Regions from separate parts of the Homo sapiens genome. Here region 1 is linked to region 2. The links are chromatin loops, found by intact Hi-C in ENCODE. Cell type or tissue: B cell. All regions are shown on one strand.

Evidence for each region. Hi-C counts contacts between places; a loop is a spot of excess contacts. Peaks named below come from ENCODE experiments on the same cell type or tissue, not always from the same donor. Only the 100,000 strongest peaks of a DNase experiment are listed, where the experiment ranks them.
Region 1: a loop joins it to region 2, with 21 times the contacts of the local background. A loop is called at or near these places in 34 of 110 quality-filtered maps.

The regions. Positions count from the first base shown.
Region 1 is chr1:52,124,228-52,132,227 of GRCh38, forward strand. No RefSeq gene overlaps it. Among named protein-coding and RNA genes, the nearest start is that of ZFYVE9, 14 kb to the right of the region's middle. In B cell, a CTCF peak has its summit at 3,476; a DNase peak (open chromatin) is centred at 3,404; H3K27me3 peaks cover 535 bases.
Region 2 is chr1:52,683,334-52,691,333 of GRCh38, forward strand. COA7 (cytochrome c oxidase assembly factor 7) reads right to left here. Exons shown (of 3, transcript NM_023077.3): 3 at 1,116-4,835. The coding sequence ends at 4,387. Among named protein-coding and RNA genes, the nearest start is that of COA7, 11 kb to the right of the region's middle. RefSeq lists a silencer at 4,630-4,830. In B cell, CTCF peaks have their summits at 3,081 (motif pointing left), 3,280 and 7,334; a DNase peak (open chromatin) is centred at 3,038; H3K27ac peaks cover 2,802 bases.

The sequences.
Region 1 (8,000 bases), 560 kb before region 2:
TTGCCCAGGCTGGAAGTGTAATGGCCCAATCTCAGCTCACTGCAACCTCCACCTCCTAGGTTCAAGTAATTCTCCTGCCTCAGCCTCCCAAGTAGCTGAGATTACAGGCACCTACCACCATGCCTGGCTAATTTTTTGTATTTTTAGTAGAGACAAGGTTTCACCATGTTGGTCAGGCTGGTCTTGAACTCCTGATCTCAGGTAATCCACCCACCTTGGCCCCTCAAAGTGCTGGGATTACAGGTGTGAGCCACTGTGCCCAGCCAATAATATCATTTCATTATTTTTTTAGAAACAGGTCTCGCTCTGTCACCCAGGCTTGAGTGCAGTGGTGCAATCATAGGTCAGTGCAGCCTCAAACTCCTGGGCTCAAGCAATCCTCTCACCTCAGCTTCCTGAGTAGATGGGACTCACAGGTATGCACCACCATGCCCAGATAATTTTCAAATATTTTTTAGAGACAGGGGTCTCACTGTGTTGCCCAGGCTGGTCTTGAACTTCTGGCCTCAAGTGATCTTTCCACTTTGGTCTCCCAAAGTGCTGGGATTATAGATGTGAGCCACTGTGCCTGGCCCCCAGCACCATTTGTTGAGAAAACTATTTTTTCCCCATTGAATGATATGGTATACTAATTAAAAACAATAAATTTGAAACATTAGTAAGTATTTCTTTGTAAAAAAAAAAAAGTATCAATGGTAATTTGAATAGTGCTTGCTTTGTTTTTGTATAATTTATGAGTGACCAACGTTTCCATGCTTGGAACATGGTCCTAGTTCTAAGTTTGGATCCACTTCCAACATTTTATTTTTACTTTTTTAGAGACAGGGTCTTGCTCTGTCATCCAGGCTGGAGTGCAGTGACCCTATTGTAGCTCAGTGCAGCCTTGAACTCCTGAGCTCAAGCAGTCCTCACCCGCCTCAGCCTCCTGAGTAGTGGGGACTATGTAGCATAAGCCACCATGCCCGACTAATTAAAAATTTTATTATTTTTGTAGACACAGGGTCTTCCATATTGCCCAAGCTGGTCTTGCACACTCCTGGCCTCAAGCAATCCTTTTGCCTCGGCTTCCCAAAGTGCTGGAATTACAAGTCTAAGCCACTGTGCCTGGTCCACTCCGAACATCTTATTCTTTGTACTTTCAATATATATTTTGAAAAACCTGTTTAAATCAAAAATTTTTTGGTACTCTCAATGTCTTGAAGTATCTCTAAGAGTTCTCTTACTTATTTACTTAGTTATTATTATTATTATTATTTTGAGATGGAGTCTCGCTCTGTTGCCCAGGCTGGAGTGCAGTGGTGCAATCTTGGCTCACTTCAACCTCTGCCTCCCCGATTCAAGTGATTCTCCTGCCTCAGCCTCCCAAGTAGCTGGGATTACAGGTGTCTGCCACCATGCCCAGCTAATTTTTGTATTTTTTGTAGAGATGGGGTTTCGCCATGTTGGCCGGGCTGGTCTTGAACTCCTGACCTCAAATGATCCACCCGCCTCAGCCTCCCAAAGTGTTGGGATTACAGGTGTGAGCCACTGCACCTGGCCAAAGAGTTCCTTTAATGTGAAGTTTTTTGCTGGTCTTACTGTCTCTAAGACATCTTCATCCTTTTGGTTATAACCATTTTCTTCATTTTTTTCAAAAGTTTGCCTTCACTAAGTTCCTCTGGTTACATATCTAAAGTCTTTCAAATGGGAACAGTGTCAAAATTTCCATGCTCAACTACTTCAAGTTTCACTTCCAGCCTTATCACTTTTCATTTCTTTACTTCACTTGATCTTTTTTTTCTAATTCCCCTTTTTGATTATTCATTTTTCTAAAATGTCATGTGAGTTTTATTACTGGTAGAAAAGGAGGCAACACAATATATCCTTTGCTGTTTGTTAAAGAACTGAATAACAAATATGCAGTGATAGACCAAAGTCTATCACTGATTGACTTTGAAAGAAGTGGTGTGATTGATGACTGATCATAATGTGCATCTGTTATTTACATAGTGATGCATGGACTGAAGAGCCAGCAGCAAAGTTTGTAATGTGTGCAATTACTTATAGTTACTATATTGTGATAAATGAAATTTGAATTGTGTTGTTAACTATGGTAACTAAAATTCATGCATTTCAGAACTGTGCAAAGCAAGGGCTGCCTGTATTTATTACTTTGGTTTTTAACATAATTTAATTGTAAGTTTATATAATTTAAATTTTAACTAAACATTTTAATTGATACATAATTTTACATATTTGTGGGTATATATGATATTTAGATACCTCCATACAGTATATACTGATCAGATTAGGGTACTTATGATATCCATCACCTTACAGATTTATCATTTCTTTGAGTCGGGAACATTTCAAATCTTCTCTTCTAACTATTATGGCAATGTTTAACAATTGGCTCACAAAGTTTCGAAAATCTAACAATTGCCTCTCATGAGCCAACTGGAGCTAGTGTCAGCCCTTCACTGCTTTCACCTCATACATCCCTCAATTTTATGAATCCTCCCTTCCTTCAGCCAAAGCACATATGCTCATACATTCAAAACCAAGCAAAAACACTATTTTCACCCAACTCTTTATTCCTATAGTGTCTGGATCATAGGTAGAGCTCAGTGTTTGCAGAATTAAAGTGAATTCACATTCACATGAGAACACACACGAGTCCACATCATTTGTTCATGTGCACAACCGAGATGCAGCACATTCAAATAAAATAAATGTTGGCCACAACGGATGCTCACTATTTGGCTGGTCTATTCTGTACAACAAAATGTTTTTTATTTGGTTTTCTGATTATGAGAGAATACATGTACATTGGAAAGAACAGGAAAGGGTATGAAGTAGTTGTTAACTCTTTTCTGGAGCTGCCAGAGATAGTGATGGGAAACAGTGTTTTAGGTTTAAAAGATAAGAGAAGGCAAGGGAAGATACTTAACTTTAATTGAGTGCCTACCATGCACCTGGCACTTTCTTGCTAGCCCTTACAACTATGTACCATACAAATCAGAAAAACAATGCTCAGAATAAGTGACTTTCTCCAGTCAACCTGAAATTAGTGGAGCTGTAATTCGAATTCAGATCTGCTTACTGCAAAACACAAGCTCTTTCCACTACACTATCTCTGTACTTGTGGGCAGTCTCAAATAGGTTGGTAGGCTAAAGGAGCTCTGACTGAACTGGATACCCTGAGGAAAAGCCCAGAGATTCAAATGCCTACACAACTTTCCTCCTCAGTCCAGTCCATGTTTACATCATTAGAACCCAGGTTTTCACACTGTAGCCCAGGGTCTTTCCGTTGTACCATACATGCCATACTGCCTCATACAGAATTCTTATGAAAAAACATAAACATTCCCCACTGTCAAGTGTATCCTAATGCTTCCTTACTGGCACCAGAAGATGGCAGTGTGGGTCATCATGGACAGAATGTTAATAACAATAATTATGCTTGTGGGAATACCCTCTTCCATTATTCTCCAGTCAAATCTAACTGACAGGAAAGCACTTCACCCACATTAGAAGTGGTCTCAGCAGTTTGCCTCTCCCTGGTGCTTGGTGCATATTCCCACCCTGAGCGTGGGAGAAGGTGTGGCAATGCTCAAGCAGTAAGAAAATCTGTAGTCACACCTGGGTTGGAATCTTAGCTCTGCCACTTACAGTCACTTTGGACAGGCAACTTCACCTCTCTGAACCTGTTTCCTAATCTGGCAACATGTTGAAATAGCATTCATCATCTTCTCCCTCAAGCCTTCTCCTTCTCTGCTGTCGCCCTGCTTGACAGCACTGACTACTAAGTTACCCAACCCAGAAACCCAAGTGTCATCCTTGACCTCTCCCTCTTTTTCACGTGCCAATCCAATCATGAGTTTGATGATTTTACTTCCTGAAATCTGTATTTTCCCTCCTCTACCTAATTCAGGTCACCATCACTTTTGCCTGGATGACTGCAATAAACACTTATAAGTGGCTTCCCTGCCTCCAAGTCTGTGTCCTCTAATCTATTTCCTACATAGCAGTTAGTGATCTTTTCTAAAATCAAATCTGTTAACACCATTGTGATCTTTTCTGAAATCAAATCTGTTAACACCATTGTGATCTCTTCTAAAATCAAATCTGTTAACATCATTGACCAGATTAAAAGCTCTAACAGCTTCTCACTGCTGATAGAATCCAAAGTCCTTGACAAGAATTAGAAGACCTTTCTTGATTTGGCCTCTGTCTTGGCTGTCATTGCTTCCCAACTTTGTACTCTCTGCTTCAGCCAAAATTGTCCTCTCAGTTCTTCAGGCATACCATACTATGTGTTCTCCTGCTTCTAGGTTGTTGCACATTCTATTTATGCTGCCCAAAAAACTCTTTTCCTATCTACTGTCTTCCCTCCCTCTACCCAATTCACCTAGCAAAGTCCTGGACATTTTTCAGGTCTCAACTTAGGTGACACTTCCTCTAAGAAGTTTTTCCTGATCCCTAAGTTCAGGTTAGATACCCCTGATTTGTGTTCCTAGAACACACTGCACTTACCCCTTAAGATTGTAATTGCCTATTTCCTCATCTGCTTCCATCAGTAGAGTCTAACATCTGTAAGGAATAGTGCCTTGCTTACCACAGAACACTGTGCTTGGTACATGGTAGCATTCAATAAATATTTGACTAACTGGCTGAATTAATGAACTATTTGGTGATTTCATTGCCTGCATCTTCTAACTTCTGGTTCTATACCCTAGCTTTCAGCATCTGCTTCTGGCCTCTTTTCTGGTTAGATTGATCTATTCTCTTTTTGCACCCTAGATAACTTCCAAGATTCTCAACTCTATATGCTTTCTTACGGTCAGCATCATCTACAGTTCCAGTTTGCATAGTCCACTCTTTACCCCCAAGGAATCCAGGATATCAGTGCTGGTCAACCTTGACCACTACTTCCACTTGCCCAGAGTGATTCAGATAATAAATAACATCAGCTACCATTTAATGAACACCCACTATGTGCCAATTCCTTTGTATATTGTAGCAGACATTAGCCTCATTTTATTGATGGGAAAACAAGTCTTTCTCTTCATATCCAGTAGTTACTCAGGACTGAACTCATGTCTGTCTGTTCCAAAGCTTTTCCCATTACACAGTCTTGAAAGTGTTATTATATCTTATTGTATCAGGTTTGACAGAAAGTATGGGTGTTGGTAGGAGAGAGGGACAGTGGTAGCACTGAGGTACAACCTTTTGGAAAGGGAATTTGGTAATATCTAACAAAACTACATATGCATTATTTGATCAGGCAAAACTAAGAATTTGCCCTAAAGATACATCTACAACAACAGAAAAACACATATGCCCAAAATTATTGACTGCAACATTGCAATTGCAAAATACTGGTAACAATTTAAATGCCTAATTTTAAGAGAATGGTTGAATAAATTACAGCAGCAGTTCTCAAACATTTTGGTCTCAGGTCCCCTATACACTCATAAATTATAAGGGACCCAAAAGATCTTTCGTTTCTATAGATTACATATATGGATAGGTATCATTTTAGAAATTAAAACTAAGACATTTTAAACATTTATTTAAAATAACAATAGTTGGCCGGGCATGGTGGCTCATGCCCCTAATCCCAGCACTTTGGGAGGCCAAGGTGGGCAGATCACTTGAGGTCAGGAGTTCAAGATCAGCCTGGCCAAAATAGTGAAACCCCATCTCTAGTAAAATCACAAAAATTAGCCGGGCGTGGTAGCACGCATCTGTACTCCCAGCTACTTGGGAAGCTGAGGCAGGACAATCTCTTGAACCCAGGAAGCAGAGGTTGCAGCGAGCCGAGATTGCACCACTGGACTCCAGCCTGGGCGACAGAGCCAGACTTCGTCTCAAAAAAAAAAGTATCGATGGAACATATCTCAAAATAATAAGAGCTATTTATGACAAACCCACAGCCAACATCATACTGAATGGGCAAAAGCTGGAAGCATTCCCTTTGAAAACTGGCACAAGACAAGGATGCCCTCTCTCACCACTCCTATTCAACATAGTATTGGAAGTTCTGCCCAGGGCAATCAGGCAAGAGAAAGAAATAAAGGGCATTCACATAGGAAGAGAGGAAGTCAAATCCTCTCTGTTTGCAGATGACATGATTGTATATTTAGAAAACCCCATCGTGTCAGCCCAAAATCTCCTTAAGCTGACAAGCAACTTCAGCAAAGTCTCAGGATACAAAATCAATATGTGAAAATCACAAGCATTCCTATACACCAATAACAGACAGAGATCCAAATCATGAGTGAACTCCCATTCACAATTGCTACAAAGAGAACAAAATACCTAGGAATACAACTTACAAGGAATGTGAAGGACCTCTTCAAGGAGAACTACAAACCACTGCTCAAGGAAATAAGACAGGACACAAATGGAAAAACATTCCAGGCTCATGGATAGGAAGAATCAATATCATGAAAATGGCCATACTGCCCAAAGTAATTTATAGATTCAGTGCTATCCCCATCAAGCTACCACTGACTTTCTTCACAGAATTAGAAAAAAACGACTTGAAATTTCATATGGAACCAAAAAAGAGCCTGTATAGCCAAGACAATCCTAAGCAAAAAGAACAAAGCTGGAGGCATGACGCTACCTGACGTCAAACTATACTACAAGGCTACAGTAACTAAAACTGCAAAGTATTGGTACCAAAACAGATACATAGACCAATGGAACAGAACAGAGGCCTCAGAAATAACGCCACACATCTACAACCATCTGATCTTTGACAAACCTGATAAAAACAAGCAATGGGGAAAGGATTCCCTATTTAATAAATGGTGTTGGAAAAACTTGCTAGCCATATGCAGAAAACTGAAACTGGACCCCTTCCTTACACCTTATACAAAAATTAACTCGAGATGGATTAAAGGCTTAAACGTAAGATCTAAAACATAAAAATCCTAGAAGAAAACCTAGGCAATACCATTCAAGACATAGGCATAGGCAAAGACTTCATGACTAAAACACCAAAAGGAAAGGCAACAAAAGCCAGAATTGACAAATGGGATCTAATTAAACTAAAGAGCTTCTGCATAGCAAAAGAAACTATCATCAGAGTGAACAGGAAATCTACAGAATGGGAGAAAATTTTTGCAATTATCCATCTGACAAAGGGCTAATATCCAGAATCTACAAGGAACTTGAACAAATTTACAAACAACCCCATCAAAAAGTGGGTGAAGGATATGAACAGACACTTCTCAAAATAAGACATTTATGTGGACAACAAACATATGAAAAAAAGCTCATCATCACTACTCATTAAAGAGATGCAAATCAAAACCACAATGAGATACCATCCCATGCCACTTAGAATGGTGATTATTAAAAAGTCAGGAAACAACAGATGCTGGAGAGGATGTGGAGAAACAGGAACACTTTTACACTGTTGCTGGGAGTGTAAATTAGTTCAACCATTGTGGAAGAAAGTGTGGTGATTCCTCAAGGATCTAGAACCAGAAATACCATTTGACACAGCAATCCCATTACTGGGTAATAGGATTTAAATCATTCTAATGAACTCCTGGCCTCAAGCAATCCTCCTGCCTCAGCCTGCCATAGTGCTGGGATTACAGGTGTGAGCCACTATGTCTGACCACAGGTGGTAATTTATTAAAGGTGAGTTGCAATGTGGACTCTGCAACCAAATCAGTGAACTTTTCATACTGTTACATTAAATCCATTGGTCTATATTACATTTTAAATAGATAGTTTATCTATATGTACTTCTTTTTTTTTTTTTTTCTTTTTTTTCAGACAGTCTCACTCAGTCGCCCAGGCTGGAGTCCAGTGGTGCAATCTCGGCTCACCACAACCTCTGCCTCCTGGGTTCAAGCGATTCTCCTGCCTCAGCCTCCCAAGTAGCTGGGATTACAGGCGCCCACCACCACGCCCAGCTAATTTTAATATTTTTTGTAGAGACGGGGATTCGCCATGTTGGCCAGGCTAGTCTCAAACTTCTGACCTCAGGTGATCCA
Region 2 (8,000 bases):
CGTCTCTACAAAAAATACAAAAACTAGCTGGGCGTGGTGGTGTGTACCTGTAGTCCCAGCTACTTGGGAAGCTGAGGTGGAAGGATGACCTGAGCCCAGGAGTTAGAGGCTGCAGTGAGCTATGATAGTGCCACTGCACTCCAGCCTAGGCGACAGAGCAAGAGCCTATCTCAAAACAAAAACAAAAACAAAAAACTCATTTCCTCCTCACCCCAGCCCCTGGCAGCCACCATTTTACTTTCTGTTTCTGAGTTTATATACAACTCATACCCAAGTTTAGATGCCTCATATACAGCATGTCTTTTTGTGACTGGCTTATACAGCATGTCTTTTTGTGACTCTCTTAGCACGATGTCCTCAAGATTCAGCCATGTTTTGTGGCATGTGTCAGAATTTCCTTCCTTTTCAAGGCTGAATAATATTCCATTGCATGTACATCTCGCCTTTTGTGTATTCATTCATCTGCTGATGGGCATTTGGGTTCCTTCTACCCTTTGGTTACTATGAATAGTGCTGCTAAGAATATGGGTATAGATACCTCTTGGAGACCCTGCTTTCAATTCTTTTGGATATTAATAGTTTGGATACTTGTCCCCCAAATCTCACGTTGAAATTTAATCCCCAATGTTGGAGGTGGAGCTTGGTGGGAGGTGATTGGATCATGGGGAGGATTTCTCATGAATGGTTTAGGACCCTCCCCTTGGTGCTGTCCTCAGGAGATTTGTGTGTGGTATCTCCCCTTGCTCACTCTCTTGCTCCTGCTCTTGCCTTCTCACCATGTGATACACTGACTCCCCCTGTGCCTTCCACCATGACTGTAAGCTTCTGAGGCCTCACCAGAAGCCAATAGGATGCACAGCACCATGCTTCCTGAGCCAATTAAACTTTTCTTTATAAATTACCCAGTCTCAGGTATTTCTTTATAGCAATGCAAGAATGGCCTAACACAGATATGTACCCAGAAGTGGAATGGCTGGATCAAACGGCAATTCTGTTTTTCATTTTGGGGGAGCTGCACCAGTTCACAGGGTTCTAATTTCTCTGTATCCTTGACAACACTTACTTTGTTTTGGTGTTTAATAGTAGCCATCCTAATGGGATATGAGGCAATATCATTGTGGTTTTAATAGACTTTATATTTTAGAGCAATTTTAGGTTTACAGCAAAATTGAGAGGGTACAGAGATTTCCCATATAGTTGTTGTCCCCACACATGCATAGTCTCCACCATTTTCAACATCTCCCACCAAAGAGGTACATTTGCAGTAATTGATGAACCTACACTGACACATCATTATCACTCAAAGTCCACAGTTTACATTAGGGTTCACTCTTGGTGTTGTACATTTTAGGGGGTTGGACATATGTACAATGACAGGTATTTATAATTATAGTATCATACAGAGTAGTTTCGCTGCCCTAAAAATCTTCTGTGCTCCAATTATTCCTCCCTCCCCTCCCCCACCCACTGCTTTTTACTGTCTCCATAGTTTTGCCTTTTCCAGAATACATCCCAGTGTCATATAGTTGGCATCATTTAATATGAAGCCTTTTCAGACTGGCTTCATTTAGTAGCATTCATTTAAGTTCCTCTGTGACTTCTTATAGCTTGATAACTCATAATTTGTCATAGCTTGATTTAAGCACTGAATAATGACTACATGCACCACAATTTATTTACCCATTTACCTACTGAAAGACATTTTGGGTTGAGTTTTGGCAATTATAGATAAAGCTGCTATAAACATCCATGTGCTGGTTTTTGTGTGGACATGTTTTCAGTTCCTTCAGGTAAATACTAAAGAGCAAGATTGCTGGATCACATGGTAAGAGCTTACCTAGTTTTTGTAAGAAACTGCTTAACTGTCTTCCAAAGTGGCTGTGCCATCTTGCGTTCCCACCAGCAAGGAATAAGAGTTCTGGTTGCTCCAACTTTCCCAGCATTTCATGCTGTCGGTGCTTTGGATTTTGGCCATTCTAATAGTTGTATAGTGGTCTGTTGTTCTAACTTGCATTTTCCTGATGACATGTTATATGGAACATCTTTTCATATGCTTATTTGCCACCTGTCTATCTTCTTTGCTGAGATATGTTAAGGGTTTTGGCCTGTTTTTAATCAGGTTGTTTTCTTACTGTTGAATTTTAAGAGTTCATTGTGGTTTTTGATTTACATTTCCCTAATTAGTGATGTTGAACATATTTTCATGTTTTTTGACCTACAGTTTTGTGTGTGTGTGTGTGTGTGTTTTTTTGAGACAGAGTCTCACTCTGTTACCTGGCTGGAGTGCAATGGCATGGTCTTGGCTCACTGCAACCTCCACCTCCTGGGTTCAAGCGATTCTCCTGCCTCAGCCTCCTGAATAGCTGGGACAACAGGTGCCCACCACCACACCCAGATAATTTTTGTATTTTTAGTAGATACGAGGTTTCACTATGTTGGCCAGGCTGTTCTCGAAATCCTGACCTCGTGATCCGCCTGCCTCGGCCTCCCAAAGTGCTGGGATTGCAAGCGTGAGCCACTGCACCTGGCCTAGTTTTGTTTTTGTTTTTGAGACAGAGTCTTGCTGTGTTGCCCAGGCTGGAGTGCAGTGGCACAGTCTCAGTTTACTGCAACCTCTGCCTCCCAGGTTCAAGTGATTCTCCTGCCTCAGCCTCCGAAGTAGCTGGGATTACAGGTATGCATCACCACGCCCAGCTAATTTTTATATTTTTAGTAGAGAAAGGGGTTTCGTCATGTTGGCCAGGCTGATCTCGAACTCCTGACCTCAAGTGATCCACCTGCCTTGGCCTCCCAAAATGCTAGGATTACAGGCATGAGCCACCACGCCTGGCCTGACCTAGTTTAAGCACACCAAAAGCTACTTTACATTTTTAAAAAGTGAATTTGATGTCTTTTGAAATCTCCTCTGTGCACTTGGGGAAGTCCCTGTCCTCTATCAACTTGAGAGGCTGGCTGCTGTGCTCACAAGCCTTCATTTACACAGCAAGCCTTCCTTTCAGGACGGCTGCAAAACGGAAGCCTAAAACAGTAGATGGTGACAGAATGGTATTGTTACCAGCAGGGAAATGGCAAGCTCGCCCCCTGGTGACAAGCTGGGGAGACAACAGAAAAAGCAAATTTTTTTTTTTTTTTGAGACGGAGTCTCACTCTATCGCCCAGGCTGGAGGGCAGTGGCGCAATCTCAGCTCACTGCAAGCTCCGCCTCCCGGGTTCAAGCAATTCTCCTGCCTCAGCCTCCCCAGTAGCTGGGACTACAGGCGCCTGCCACCACGCCCGGCTAATTTTTTGTATTTTTTAGTAGAGATGGGGTTTCCCCGTGTTAGCCAGGATGGTCATGATCTCCTGATCTCGTGATCCACCCGCCTTGGCCACCCAAAGTGCTGGGGTTACAGGCGTGAGCCACCGTGCCCGGCCACAAATGTTCTTAAAAGGCACAACCACCACAAAGAACATACTCTCTACGGTACCTGGAATCTGGAAAGAACACTAATTAACACAAACCGTAGGTCACTCAAAATTGTTCATTCACAGGGACAGTTAAAAAGGCTCAGTTCCAGGGGACAAATGTGTCACAAAGTCCTTGCTTACAAACTCCTAGCTGAAGCTGCCTTGGGAAGAATCTGCTCCCTCAGCATGATGGGCAGTGCCAGGCGACTACACTGGAGGTGCTAATTTTTAACTGCCAATGTCTCTTCTAGACGATGGCAGGCTGATGTTTCATCTTCTTCAGCAACCCTGAAGCATAACAGCCTTTAAGCTGTATGTTGCACGTCCCTCTTGATCTCTGTGAATTTACTGAAAGATGTGACTCTAAAGGCAAAACGAAGCCCACACCAATGATTATGTAAGTCAGAGGGTGGTAGTTGTGACTATTTAACTGTTCTTAGTTCTTTAAGACCTCAATTACGTAAACCAAGATACGTTCTGATTTTCAAGCCATCCTAACCAAAATAATAATGATGAAAATGATGACAGCTGATTCCTTTAGGCCCCGGGGCTGCTAATTTTTCAAACTTCCTGCTATCCTCCCTTCCCTACTACCAATCTCCAGGGCTCTCTAGTTTGCTCCTATTTTTCACAGAGTTGCCAGAGTTTGAAAACTAAGACCCCCATAAACATGGCTATCTTCACAGAACATCCAGATGAAGGAATATTGACTGTAATAAACATTGTACAGAACACCCAGATAAAGGAATATTGACTGAAATAAACATTGTAGGCTATACTCCAGTAGCTGGGGCAATGGATCCATGTAAATGGAGCTACAAATTCAAGTCCCAAGTTTTTTTGCTCCAGCAGGTTGACCTTCAAGGGCTGCATCAGTCTTCAGAAACAGGAGCTGCCAGCCTCAAGCAGTTTGTTGCCTGGGAGGGAGGGTGGACCACATTACCCAAATGTTAAGGGTTGGACACCTTTCTGCTGTTCTTTGTGTAGCTGCTGGGCTCGATTTTTTAGCACCTCGGCCTTGGCCTCATCCTTATCAACACCATCCCCCAGCTTGTACATGCGACTGGCATTGGCACAGGCCCAGATATGACCCAGGTCACAGGCTTTCATGGAGTATTTACATGCCAGGTCCATGTCCTTGGGAAAGCCTGGGGCACCCTGCAGGAACATGGCACTGAGGTTGAAGCAACTGGAAGTATAGCCACCATCACAGGCCCTTGTGTAGTAGTCCCTGGCCTTTCCCAAGTCAGGCTGGCCATCCTCATTAACCTGTCCATCATGTGCCAGGAGGCCAACGTTGTGACATGCTGCTATTGACTTCTTTCCAGGCTTCTCACACGCCATCAAAAAGCACCTGGCGGCAGCTTTCAGGTCCTGGGTCAGACCACCTGAGAGGAAGGAAAGTAGGAAAAAATAAACCCAAGCCAGGGCACAACCTAAATGTCTCAGGCCAAAGTCAGTGAATTTTTTTTTTTTTTTTGGAGAAAGGGTCTTGCTTTGTTAACCAGGCTGGAGTGCACTGGCATGATCACGGCTCACTGCAGCCTCAACCTCCGGCTAAAGCAATCTTCCCATCTCAGCCTCCCCAAGTAGCTGGGACTACAGGCACACACCAACCACTATGCCTGGCTAATTTTTAAATTTTTTTGTAGAGAAAGGATCTCACTATGTTGCCAAGGCTAGTCTTAAACTCTGGGACTCAAGCGATCCTCCCACCTTGGCCTCCCAAAGTGCTGGAATTACAGGCGTGAGCCACCACACCTGGCCAACAACAATTCCTGAATAAAGTTTAAGGCTGAGCACAGTGGCTCACACCTGTAATCCTAGCACTTTGTGCAGGATGATTGCTTGAGGCCAGGAATTCGAGATCAACCTGGGTGACAGAGCAAGACTTTACCTCAAAAAGAAAAAAAAATGTCCATACTATGAGCTCAGGCAGCATGAAAGGTAGCCTGGCATAGTGCACAGACCTCCTAGCTTTCTCAGCCGTAGAATCTTTTATTCAGATGATACCTTATGAGGAAACTCAAACAGGTAAAGGAGGTGAAAATTGGGAATGATAATAATATCTACCTCATGGGGTTACAGTGAGAACATGGCATATGACAAGCACTTAATTGTTTATTAATTTAAACATACAGTGGGCCCTCCATATCCATGGGTTCAACCAACCACACATCAAAAATATTAGGGAAAAAATAACAATACAATTAAAAAATACAAAATATATAAAATAGAACAATTATTTACTCAGTATTTACATTGTATTAGATAGTCTAAGTCAAGATTGTCCAACCCATGGGCCTGGGATGGCTTTGAAAGCGGCTTAACACAAATTCATAAACTTTCTTAAAACATTATGAAATTATTATTATTATTATTTTTTTTTTTTTGAGATGGAGTCTTGCTGTGTCGCCCAGGCTGGAGTGCAGTGGCGTGATCTTGGCTCACTGCTACCTCTGCCTCCAGGGTTCAAGCGATTCTCCTGCCTCAGCCTCCCAAAATGCTGGGATTACAGGTGCATGCCACCACGCCAGGCTAATTTTTGTGTTTTCAGTAGAGACGGGGTTTCACCACGTTGGTCAGGCTAGTCTTGAACTCCTGACCTCATGATCCGCCCGCCTCAGCCTCCCAAAATGCTGGGATTACAGGCGTGAGCCACTTCACCTGGCCTATGAGATTTTTTTTGTGATTTTTTTTTTAAGCTCATCAGCTATCATTACTGTATTTTATATATGGCCCAAGACAACTCTTCTTCCAATGTGGTCCAGGAAAGCAAAAAGATTGAATACCCCTGTTCTAAGTAATTGATTTAAAATACACAGGAGGCCAGGCGTGGTGACTCACGCCTGTAATCCCAGCACTTTGGGAGGCCGAGGTGGGCGGATCACCTGAGATCAGGAGGCTCAAGACCAGCCTGGCCAACATGGTAAAACCCCATTTCTACAAAAATACAAAAATCAGGCTGGGCGCGGTGGCTTACGCCTGTAATCCCAGCACTTTGGGAGGCTGAGGCGGGTGGATCACGAGGTCAGGAGTTCGAGACCAGCCTGGCCAACATGGTGAAACCCCATCTCTACTAAAAATACAAAAAAAATGAGCTGGGCATGGTGGCAGGGGCCTGTAATGCCAGCCACTCAGGAAGCTGAGGCAGAAGAATGGCATGAACCCCAGAAGTGGAGCTTGCAGTGAGCAGAGATCGCGCCATTGCACTCCAGCCTAGATGACAGAGCATAACTCTGTCTCAAAAAAAAAAAAAGAAAAAAAAAAAAAAGATGATTTTAAGTGTAAAAAGAGCATGGAGGAAAAGTATAGTGCAAGGCAGGCAAGCAAGCAGGGACCAGATCATGCAGGGTCACATTAAGACCCCTGAATTTAATCTTAAAAACAATGGGAAATCACTAACAAATAATTTTAAGTAGAAGTGGTGGCAGGGCTCACTTTTTTTAGTTGTTTGTGTGTGTGCAAAACTTCAAATCTCCATGTACCATTACTCAATCTCAAAAAATATAAACATTTTAACATTATTCTTTTAAGTAACCATTCCAAATCCACCTAGAAATAACCATCATTATCATTAAGTGAACACCATTCCAGTCATCTTTGTAGCATGTGTTCAGATTAAATGCTGGCTGGTTGAATGGATACTAGATAGAAGTGTTTGGAAAAATTGGATCACAAATGCTACTTGTAAGTAAAAAATTTAACTTTGATTTTACTTGAATTTATCAGAAGAAAACCAAACTGAAGTGAAACTAAGGAAACTGCTGACCTACAAATTAATATTTCTAGCCCATAGTGACATTTCCTAAATGAGCCACTAGGGCTATCAAGAGTTTAGAAAAAATATTAAAAGGTTAGAATCATTTTTATTTTCATTTATTTACATTTATTTATTTATTTATTTATTTATTTAGAGACAGAGTCTTGCTCTGTGGCCGAGGCTGGAGTGCAGTGAAGCAATCTCGGCTCACTGCAGCCTCCACCTCCCGGGCTCAAGTGAGCCACTGCACCTGGCCTAAAATTTAGTTTAAAAAATTAAAATGGGGCCAGGCACGGTGGCTCACACCTGTAATCCCAGCATTTTGGGAGGCCAAGGCGGGTGGATCGTTTGAGGTTAGTTCAAGACCAGCCTGGCTAACATGGCGAAACCCCATCTCTACTAAAAATACAAAAATTAGCTGGGTGGTAGTGGCAAACGCCCCTGTAATCCCAGCTACTCGGAAGGTTGAGGCAGGAGAATCACTTGAGCCAGGGGGTTGTGGTGAGCCGAGATCATGCCACTGCACACCAGCCTGGGCGACAGAGTGGGACCCTGTCTCGGGACCCTGTCTCAAAAAAAAAAAGACATCCTTGGCCAGGTGCAGTGGCTCACACCTTACCCTAGCACTTTGAGAGGCCAAGGTGCAAGGATTGCTTGAGGCCAGGAGTTTGAGACCAGCCTGACAACATAGTGAGATCCTGTCTCTACAAAAAATAAAAAATTAGCTAAGCATGGGGGCACGTGCCTATAGTTCCAGCCACTGGGGAGGCTGAGGCAGGAGGATTGCCTG